Regions from separate parts of the Mus musculus genome. Here region 2 is linked to region 1. A link is a loop called in an ENCODE intact Hi-C map of the cell type or tissue named here. Cell type or tissue: gastrocnemius. All regions are shown on one strand. Each heading gives the region's core, and the rest is flanking DNA. Links, peaks and the distances in the headings are about the cores only. Region 1 has its middle 4.4 kb from the start of Spred2. Region 2 holds the start of Actr2 (ARP2 actin-related protein 2).

Region 1 (5,371 bases), core at 139-5,138:
AGTCTCAAACAAAACCACAAACAAAAAACAAACAAAACAAAAACAAAACAGCCGGGCATAGTGGATCATGTCCGTAATTCTAGTATTCTAGAAGCAAAAAGGTGGGTGGATCTCTGTGAGTTTGAGGCCAGTCTGGCCTATATAATGAGTTCCATGCCAACCAGACTACATGATTAAGACCCTGAATCAAAGTAGTGGTCGTGGTGATGATGATGATGATAATCAGCAACAACTAAAACAAAACCCATACACAAAACAAAAGTAGCCCTCTTAGAGGTCTGTGTGTATTGAGAGTTCCACGGGGGCTTGAAAAATAAGAGTTTCACCTTTGAGTCAAGTAGAAACCAGTGGTTTCATGCTTTCCACAACCATGATCTTTGTGGATACACATTGAGGTTCAACACTGGATTCTGAGTGCTCATGACAAGTAGTGGTAAGGACGCCAAACCTCGAGACCTGCATTTTGGTTTTCTCTTAGAAGACCTGAGGTCCTGACAGTGAGGTCTCTGTTAATTCTTCAACTTTTACAGGAATAAACAAAGCAAACCTTATCTTTCTTCATTTTTTGTTTGTTTGATTTGGGGGGTATTTTTATTTGTTTGCTTGTTTCTGTTTTGTTTTTTTTTGTTGTTTGTTTGTTTGTTTGTTTGTAGGCCGTGAAGAAAGTGAGACATACTGGGTGTGGTGGTAGACACCATTAATCTTGGCAGTCTGAAGGTAGAGGCAGGTAGATCTCTTGAGTTCAAAGCTATATTAGTCTACAGAAAGAGTTCTAGGACAGCTAGGGCTAAATATTGAGACCTTGGTTTAAAAAAAAAAAAAAAGACTGGGGGTTGGGTAAGCTGTAGAGTTGCTTAGTGGTTAAGAGCACTGGTTGTTCTTTCAGAGGACCCAGGTATGATTTGCAGCACCCATATGTCTGCTCACAACCTTCTATAACTCTAGTTCCAAAGATCTGACATTGTCTTCTGGACTCCAAGAGCATGAGGTACCCAAGCAATGCATACATAGTTATACATACAGGCAAGATACCCATACACATAAAAGAAAATAAACATAAAACAAACAAAAAGCAGACCCATTCAGAGCTAGGAGATAGGTTAGTATGAGGCTTACTTGTCATCCGAGGGCCTATGCTCCTTCTTTAGCACCCACATTTGATGGCCTGCAATTATAATCCCATTGTTGAAGAGATGGAGACAGGAAAATTCCACAGGGCTTACTAGTCACTTCTGTGGTCTGACAACTTTCAGATTGAAAAGCAAGGTGGATGACTCCCAAAGAACAATAACGGAAGTGTCTAATGAATTACTTGGATCACACCGATCTATTTCTAGAGTTTGTTGTAACGTCTCGGGATTTATTTGTTTTGATTTGTCCCACTGATGTCTTATTTTTTCTTATTCTGTTACCCCCACAAACTATAATAAAATCATGTCCTTTCTCAAAAAAAAAAAAATCGTAGACATTCGAAAATAAGTAAGCAGGGCGTGGTGGCGCAAGCCTTTAATCCCAGTACTTGGGAGGCAGAGGCAGGTGGATTTCTGAGTTTGAGGCCAGCCTGGTCTACAAAGTGAGTTCCAGGACAGCCAGGGCTACACAGAGAAACCCTGTCTCGAAAAACCAAAAAAAAAAAAAAAAAAATATTAGTTTGTCCCAATCTTAGATTTAGATTTCAATTCAGAAGCATTATAACCATCAATCGGGGCACGGTAGACTCGAGAGACTGAGACAAAATAATCACTGTCCGTTGGAGTACACAGTTCCAGGCTAATGTGGGCTAGAGTGAGACCCTGACTAAAAAATAAAACACAAGTCACAAAACAACAACAAACCCAGAGAATTTGGGATTTTTGTTTGTTTGTTTTATTTTGTTTTGTTTTTTGATACAAGACTACGGTGGCACAATCTTTTATCTCAGGAGGCAGAAGGGTCAGAAGTTCAAGGTCATTGAGTTCCAGGCCAATTTGAACTACTTGAGACTTGAGTCTTTTAAAATAAAGTGTTTACTCAGTAAGATCTTAAAACTTCAAAAGTACTATCGATCTGCTCACAACTTCACGGAAACCCAGCACAGTTGCCTGCCTCTTAACTCCACAGGCTGGGCAGGGGAGGCCCCGTAGCTCTTTCCTTTCCCAGGGGCTGTGGGAAAGCCCGGAGCGCCCCTCGGCGGCCGGATCTGCAGGCTCTGCAGCGGGGCAGCTCCTGCTTTTCGAGCCGGCGGCCCTGTGGGGCGCAGTGCGGAACCCGCACTTAGGCGGCCGGACAGCCGGCTGCGCGTGGGATCACAGGCCAGGAGCCGCGGCCTCAGGGCTGTCCTCGCCTCACCCCACTCTGCCCCTTCAGTATTTCTCAATGACCGGCGCTCGAGGACACTTCCGACGCGGGGGAGGGGTGCCACTCGCGCGCCGGTTTATCAGTTCCTTCCGGCCGCGCCCGGGCCGCTGCAGCGCCTGCATCACTATGCTCGGGCGAGCAGCCGCGGGTACCCGCTGTGCCAAGGGAGCCGAGGACTGTGCAGACGTAGTGAGAGGCGCCGCGGCCCTGCAGGGTGAATGGCTCGGGCCCATTGCACAATCTCCGGTATAATTAGCCAAGGGCGGCGGTGCAGGGCTCATCCCCCGGGCAGCATACTCCGGGATCATTTTCCCTTTCGGTTGCATGGCCGGGATTTTATTAAACAGACGAAAGGCCCCCGCCCCGCCTCCCTCCACGCTGGTGCAAGTATTATGAATGAAACGCCAAGCCCGCTGCTACTGCGGTCGCCACTTCAGGTAGGAGGGTGGCTCGACCGTGCTCAGCAGCTCACCAAAGGCTCGGGTATGCATTTGCTCAGCAGAGTCAGAATGCAGGAAGTAATCGACGGAGCGAAGAAGGAAGCATTCTTTGTGTAAAAAATGTAACCGCCAGGGTTTGCCCCAAGTTTCAGTTTACAACTGTACAAGCCTCAGCCAGTTTAAGAATGGGCTATGCAAAGGGTCTTTTCGTCTGTGGCAGCTCACCTTCTAGCTAGCCGCAGCTCGGTGGGAAGAGCTGTTTCTGGCAAGTTACTACCCAATTCTAGCCCTTCCCCCACCCACTCCAGGAAAGATGGAGAAGGCTGACCTTGGGGTGCACTCCTGAACTCTTTAACAGGAAGCAAGTGGATTGCAAATTGGATCCTGGCAGAGAGTCAGACCGAGAGGAGGAGAGGAGACAGAGAGGGGTCCTCCCCTAATCTTGCGGAGGATCAGAATTTCTGAGTCAGGCTGGGTACGTGGCCCAGTTAGTAGGGTGCATTGTAGCTTTTATTGCGCATGAAGCCCTAGGTTCGACTCTGCAGCCCCTCATTAATCCGGCCTGTAACCTCAAGATCATCTTCACCTACACGGTGAGAGACACGGGAGTCCTTAAGGTTTTCTCAGAGGAGACAAAACAAATGAATGAAGACTAATTAATTCAGAAACTGCAGCAACTGAAGCTGGAGCCATGTCCGTAGTTAAATGAATTTTAAATCTTGCTTGTGTGTGTGTGTGTATTTAACAAGCATGTGAAGGAATCCTTTGCCACCGCCGCACCCCCCCACCCCACCCCCACCCCCCCACCCCCCGTTTTAGCAGTCTCTATAGCCCTAGTTGGCCTTCAAGTCAGTCTGCTTTTGCCTTCTGAGTGTTGGGCTTAAAGGCGTGCACCACCACATAGGCCTAGAAAAATTAGTCCTAAAATTTAGGACATCATTTCTTTCTCTCCCCCCAACCCCTACCCCCTCTCTCTGTCGTGGTTCTGCCTCATGAATGCTGGAATTACGCGCACACACCACCACTTCTGAGCTCAACTAGATTTCCTTTTTGCTCATATGAGCCAGTATATTTGTGAAGACTGAACCGAGGTCCAGCTGCTGGGCCAGCATTCTACCACCTAGCCACGTCTGTAGTTTCTCTTCACACATTATGACTTAAACAAAGGAAAGACGAAGGCCAAGGAGAGGAGCCTGGCTTGCAGAGCTGGCTGGTCCGATCCTCACCACCCTTCTCTCTCAACCTCCCGAGTAGCTGGGCTGCCACTGTTTCCCATCATTCCTTGCTGCAGCTTCTTTCACACGTGGGTTTTTAGTGGGTGGGAGGCCATGGTGAAGGCAATTATTTTTCATAGCTGCTTAAGGTCCAGGGTATTCTATGAAGCCACGGGGATGCCAAGGCACACGAACTTCCTGCCTTCTGGGGTTTGGGTTGTGTGTGTCAGGCATCTAAACAGGTTAGGATTTGTGGCCAATGGCTGGTGTTTGTATGAGTGGGGTAAGCACCAGAGTAAGCTAAGGTCAGAGAAAGGCTCCCCAGAGGCTGGGAGGTTTGAGTCAAATCTTGGCAGATAGTGTGATGCCACGGTTGTGGATAGATAACTGGAACAAGAGGTAAAGGGAGAGAGAGTCAGATGAGCATAAAAGTTCTGAGGTGCACACGGGGGTTAGAGACAGGAACTGGTCAGGGCAGCCACAAGGTCCAAGCCAAAGGTTTGATTTTTTATTTTGAAGTCATGAACCTTCCTTAACCAAGTCACAACTAATCTTTGTTCAGTCCCAAATCCTTGCCAGGTCGATTTTAGTTATGCAAATGTAGGGCAAGTGGCACCCATTGTTCTGGGATTAGTGAATCAAACCAAAGTCACAAACTGACAGCCCTTGGGCAGCATAAGAAGACTCTCAGACAAGGTTGGTTTTGACTGCCTTTCTTCCTTTCTTTCTTTCTTTCTTTCTTTCTTTCTTTCTTTCTTTCTTTCTTTCTTTTTCCTAAGTAAAACTGAAAACTGAGCCTAAAACCAGAATATTCTATATAAAACTTGAGATCATTGGTTCCTCCTGGAGAGGGAAAAAATAGGAAGAAAGGCTTTGGCCAGTCTGTGCACCAAGCTCCGGTTGGTAGCTTGTTGAGTAGAAGCTGCACAGTCTGCTGGCCCCAGGGGGCATCTGAGCCGGTGACCGTTGGAATGAAAGAACATTTTGTGACTAGATCCTAGCTCCCCTTCCTGAGTGCAGGTAGCTGCAGGGTGTTACTGAGTAAAGCAGTTTGCATGGAAGGAAGGAACCGATCCCCAGCCCCCTTCCCAGAAGGCTGCGTTATGGGTGGGCAGGCCAAGCAGGGTGCATTCAGGCAGGCTTGGTCACAGCCCAGTGACAAAGAACAGTGGGGCTCCTAAAATAACAGCTAATGCCTATCCCTGTTCAGGCTGTTTCTAAGATAACCTGGCTGTCTGCCACTCCGTAGGGGGTTCAAGTGACCAGCTGAAAAAAGTCACCAATTGGATCCTGCTCGGTACCTAACATTTTCAGAGCACGGAGCACAGATCCCAGAGTTTCCAATTCTGAGAGATTTGATTACTCATAGCACAGTAGATG
Region 2 (5,371 bases), core at 72-5,071, 190 kb before region 1:
TCTCCAATCTTTTGAAAAAACCCGGAAGTGAGGAGTGTGCACGAATGCTGAATGTTTGGGAATGGGAGGATGAGTGAGGCTTGAAAACACCACACTGAAAATCCTGCCACAGCCAACAGCAGCAGCCCTGTTAGACATGAGCTAAGTAAGCACTGAGTTTGTAGAAAACATAACATCAGCCATCTTGGAATAGAGAAACAATGGATTTACTTACTTATGAAAAACAAAAAAGCTGTCTCTTCCCAGGGAAGGCTAGAACTAGCTTTCCTGTCTTGGCCGGTGCCGAATGGGTGACTGATTTGGGAGAGGAGGACCTGGGTTCACCTGTGGGGCTGTGTTGTGAAAGGCAGCCTGGCCCCTGCTACTGAGGAGAAAGATGGAGCCCGGGTCTTGAGCCCACCTTCACTGTACCGTAGCACTTGGTACTGTCTATGTGCCCTTGAGAAGGCGCGTGGGGGATTTCACAGTCTGAGAATGAGTGTGTGTGAGTGAGGCGGTACCCACATTCTCAACTTCAAGTCATTGCAGTTTCTTTTTCCCAGAAAACAAAGGGGTTTGATGTTGCATTTCATAAACTAACTGAAGTTCTGGAGTTAGAGGATATAGAAATATAAAAGTACAGTTGTTACAAAGTAAATGCAGACTTCAAAGACAGAAAAAGCCACAACCCAAACCAAAATTTAAATGCTTGAAATTGGCATCATAAACAAGCTCTCTCCTGACTTGTATTGTGGCAGTCGGAATGCCCCCAGAAAACTGTGCCAAAGAGTTTAGAAAAAAAATGTACAATAAAAGCAAATACACTCGAAGCCGGGCGTGGTAGCGCACGCCTTTAATCCCAGCACTTGGGAGGCAGAGGCAGGCGGATTTCTGAGTTCGAGGCCAGCCTGGTCTACAAAGTGAGTTCCAGGACAGCCAGGGCTATACAGAGAAACCCTGTCTCGAAAAACAAAAAAAAACCAACCAAACAAACAAAAGCAAACAAACAAAAAAGAATAAGTTTCTGTTTCTTAGGTCTGATGTAAACTGCAAAACAAGTTTTCAGCCTAGCTAAACTTGGGATTCACATGACATATACTCTGACCCTTGACTCTTCCCTTTCACTGTATCTAACAATTCGCTCACATCTCGCCCATAAAACGGACCTCAAGCGACCGGCAGCGGTGAGACAGGTGGTTGGCCAGTCCTGGTGTACCCCAAAATTGCTCCAATTGGACAATCATGGATTTGGTCTTTTTAACTTAATATTCTTAGTTTTAACACAAGGATAGACAATGCGACCCTGTCTCAGAAAACAAAACTAAACTAAAATTAAAGGAAAGAGTTTTGTTCTTTGTTTTCGAGAAAGGGTTTCTTTGTTGTAGCCTTGGCTGTCTTAGAACTAGCTCTGTAAATAGACCAGGCTGGCCAGGAATTCACAGAAATCCAACTGCCTCTACTTGTGTGCTGGGATTGAAAGCAAGTTCACCACTATGCGCTAAGTGAAAGCATTATCTTTCTTTTTTGACAGGGTTTCACTTTATAGCTCTGGCTGACCTGAAACTTGCTATGTAGACCAGGCTGGCCTCCAACTTAGAAATCCGTCTGCTTCTGCCTCCCAAGTGCTGGGATTAAAGGCGAACGCCAACAGTGCCCGGGTGCATATTCAATTTCTTAAAGAGGTGCGTGTAACACTTGTCCCTGTTTCCAAGGGAGGTTACAGAGGACCTCAATTTTAAAGTCTGCATTTGGCAACATGGTGAGTTCCTGTTTGAGAAAATCAAAGAGGGAAGTGGTGAAGCAGAAAGAAACGAAAGCATCCCGCCAGGCTCCTAGGGCTGCATGCAACTGGAGGTGTGGAATAAACCGGAGGTTTGAAACTTGTAGGTGTATCCACCCAGGCCTAGGAGCAATGACACATCATGCCTCGGGACCTCCAGGTGGCTTTCGGTCTTCCTAGCCGGCTGCTCCACCCTTCTCCACTGCCGTCCCGCCACACACCCTCCGGCCTTCACCTGCCTGCCTCCTGTACAGCCGGCCCGGCCGCGCCCTAGGTCCCGAGACAACTTGGTCAGAGCCGCCGCCCCACCAGCCAAGCGCAGCCCCGGAAGCAGAACGAGGCGAGAGGGCGCGCCCGGGTCCGCGCCGGACAGCTCTCATTGGCCTTCTCGGCTGCCAGTCCCCGCTCTTCTTTTCTCTCTCTGCACCGCCCTCTTGGAACGGCTGCCGGGCGGGGACTTCCGGTTTGGGCGGAGCGGCGGGCCGAGGGCGGGGCCGTGTGGAGGAGGAAGCAGGCCAGGCCGGGCGGCGGCTCACCAGGACGAACCATGGACAGCCAGGGCAGGAAGGTGGTGGTGTGCGACAACGGCACTGGGGTAAGGCCCGGCGGGGCGGCCGCGTGTGTGTGCGGGGTGCGCGCGGGCCCCTCGGCTGCGCGGCTGGGCTTCGGGGGCGCGGGCAGGCGCGCGGGCGGGCGAGCTCTCGGGGGGCGCCGGCCGGCCCGGAGCCGGTGGCCCGGAGCTAGGCTACCCGCGCTGCACCCGAAGGCGGCGGAACCTGTCCCCGCGCGCTCGCAAGCATCCGCCGGCGTGCCGAGAGATGGGTCTAGACGGTGAGAGGCCCTGTCCCTCGGTGGCGAGGAGGTCTCCATTTCCGAGGCTCGCCTGTGTTCGTCCATACAAGACCTAGCGGCCTTCCTCTTCCTGTGTAGCGAAAGATGCCGAATGCGAGGCAGGAAACGGGTTCCGCAGAGAAAAGAGGAAGTGCTGTCAGGCCCCGGGCCGCGGCTGGAGTCTGCCCCGGGAGAGCGTGTGGGCTGTCCTTGTCGTCTGTGGTTTTGAGAGAGGGGGATGGTCAGCAGCTCCTGCTTCACCTCTTGCTTTGCATGCCGCCCTATTATAGACCTAGGACCTCTCAAGTAAATTCTAGTGGGAAGTTGGATCATTTCTGGTTCCTCCTCTGCTTCATTTTTTTTTTCTGTTAAGTACAGGATAGACACGTTAGTCTTGAAGATGCTAAAAATGTCAAAATAAGCCTAAAGTTCTGATTCAGAAAACTCGTTGCAACTGGTTTCTTTCTATCCCCAGTTAAAAGGGTGGAGCATCAAAGTTCCAGTTTTGAAGATGCAACTGTTTCTGACTCCTTTAGCGATTTGCAACATTTTGTGACTTTTCTCCTCTCTGCCACAGAGACGACACACAAATTAAAATAGATTTTACTTGAATTACACCTTTGAAGCCAGATTGTTGAAAGGGGAAGGAGCTGGTATTCACTGCCATTATAGTGCCCTTGGTTGAATTTGTTACAAACTTTGACAATTATTGTACTAGCTTCATTTAAGCTAAATCTGGGCTAGAATAGGATAGGTAACAATACAAAGGGACATCCATACCACTGCTGTGGTAACAGCCCTAAGATTCAGTAACTTAAAGGTTTTTAAGCAACCCCATTTATGTGCTCATTAGAGATATTTATATTTGCAGACTTCATGAAGGGATACATAAAATGCATCTCATTTTTTGAGATAAAGGATAAAGCAGTGAGGGAAATGGTACAATTTTATAAAGCTTCTAAATTATCAGGAAAAAGGTTTTTAAAGCAAAGCCTGTATTGTTACACTATATTTAAGCTAAATTATAAATGCTAAACTTTTCAGAAATTCTTATAAAAGTACTTATTAAAAAAAAAAAGTATCTTACTACCAAAGAGACGTCTCAGCAGTTAGGAGCACTGGTTGTTCTTGCTGAGAACCCAAGTTTGATGCCTAACATCTGTGTGGCAGCTCACAGCTATTCTGTAATTCTAGTTCAAGTGTATTCAGTGCTCTTTTCTGGCCTCTGTGGGTACTAGGCATACATGTGATACATATACAAACACTCAAGTAAACAGACATAACACTTAAAGTAACAGTGTCTTAAAAGTGTTTTAAAAAGGGCTGAAGTGATGGCATACATCTTTTATGCCAACACTTGGGAGGCAGAAACCGGCAAATCCCCATGGCTACATAGGGAGACTCCATCCATTTTTATTTTTTTTTTTTTAAATCTGTTTCTTAGGATAAAAAGATCAGCTACTATGGCATAAGTGAAAGGAGATGATTTTAAAAAAAGTTTTATGCCAGGTGTGGTGGCGCGCCCCTTTAATTCCAGCACTTGGGAGGCAGAGGCAGGCGGATTTCTGAGTTCGAGGCCAGCCTGATCTACAAAGTGAGTTCCAGGACAGCCAAGGATACACAGAGAAAAAAGTTTTATATCTATTTTTGTAATTATTTATAAACTTTATTCACTTTTTTTGTAGATATGTTTGACTGTGAATGAAATAGTCGGATCCTCATATACATCAGCTAGTTCTGATTTAAATCGTAACGCAGTTAGGAATATTGTGATGTCTTTTAAGAAAACTTGACGACTAATAGCTACTTAGATTTTGGGTTGTTTCTTAACTATTTATTCTTCTTTGTTCATCTTAGTTTTACTTAGGTACCTGAAGTTATAATGATGCCTTTACAATTAAATATTAGAGAAGACATTAAGACTTGATTTTTTAAAACAGTAATAGAAAAGGGGTTGGGGAGATGGCTCAGTGGATAAGCACCTGACTGAATCTCCAGGACCCACGTGGAGTGGAGCTGGCACTGTAACACCAGTGCTTCCACCACAAGGTGGGAGACAGAGAAAGGAGAACCCCAGGAAGTTTTTGGGCAAGCTAGAGCTGTATGCAGCAGTGGACAGCAAAGGACAGGTGAAAGATGAGGACCAGCACTTGAAGTTGTCCTCTGATTTCCAGATGTGCACCATAGCATACAGTCTCCCCCACTCTGACATATGAATATACTTACCATCTAGTCACACACTCATGGGGGCTGGAGTGGAGCTCAGTTAGTAGAGTGCTTGCCTGATGCTTGAGGAACTGGAGGGTCCATCCCCAGCACTGTACTATCAAATGTACGTACTTGTAATTTCATGGGAGGTAGATACAGAAGCATCTTAAATCCTTAATTAAATGGTGGTTTCATTTACCTTTTGTATACTTTAGATTTTAAAATGTGAGCTATTTAAGAAGGTAGATTGGTTTGTTTTTTATGATGCTAAGGATTATATCCAAGGATTTGGAAGATAAACGTTCTTTCTGAGGTGTACCCCCAGCCCTGAAAAGTTAAAATTAAAGAAAAAAGGTAAAGATTTGTTATATTTTTATATGTATAGGTGTTTTGCCTGCATATATGTATGTATACCACATGCGTGCCTGGTGGCCCAAGGGAGGTTAATCCTCTGGTACTGAACTTAGAGATGATTTTGAGGTACCACGTGGGTACTGGGACTGGATGCTGGATCCTTTGCAAAAGCAAATGCTCTTAACCACATCTCTTCAGCCCCAAGAAATTAAGGTTTTA

The links. Peaks named below come from ENCODE experiments on the same cell type or tissue, not always from the same donor. Only the 100,000 strongest peaks of a DNase experiment are listed, where the experiment ranks them.
Region 2: it touches region 1 in a loop (4-fold over the local background); 4 of 42 quality-filtered maps call a loop at or near these places.

What each region holds. Positions count from the first base shown.
Region 1 is chr11:19,917,379-19,922,749 of GRCm38, reverse strand. No RefSeq gene overlaps it. Among named protein-coding and RNA genes, the nearest start is that of Spred2, 4.4 kb to the left of the region's middle. In gastrocnemius, for the core only: a CTCF peak has its summit at 2,168; DNase peaks (open chromatin) are centred at 2,219, 2,422, 3,023 and 4,967; H3K4me3 peaks cover 1,657 bases; H3K27ac peaks cover 2,091 bases.
Region 2 is chr11:20,109,788-20,115,158 of GRCm38, reverse strand. Actr2 (ARP2 actin-related protein 2) reads left to right here and starts at 2,208. Exons shown (of 9, transcript NM_146243.2): 1 at 2,208-2,354. The coding sequence starts at 2,307. In gastrocnemius, for the core only: no CTCF peak of the experiment used is centred there; DNase peaks (open chromatin) are centred at 2,187 and 2,645; H3K4me3 peaks cover 2,861 bases; H3K27ac peaks cover 2,757 bases.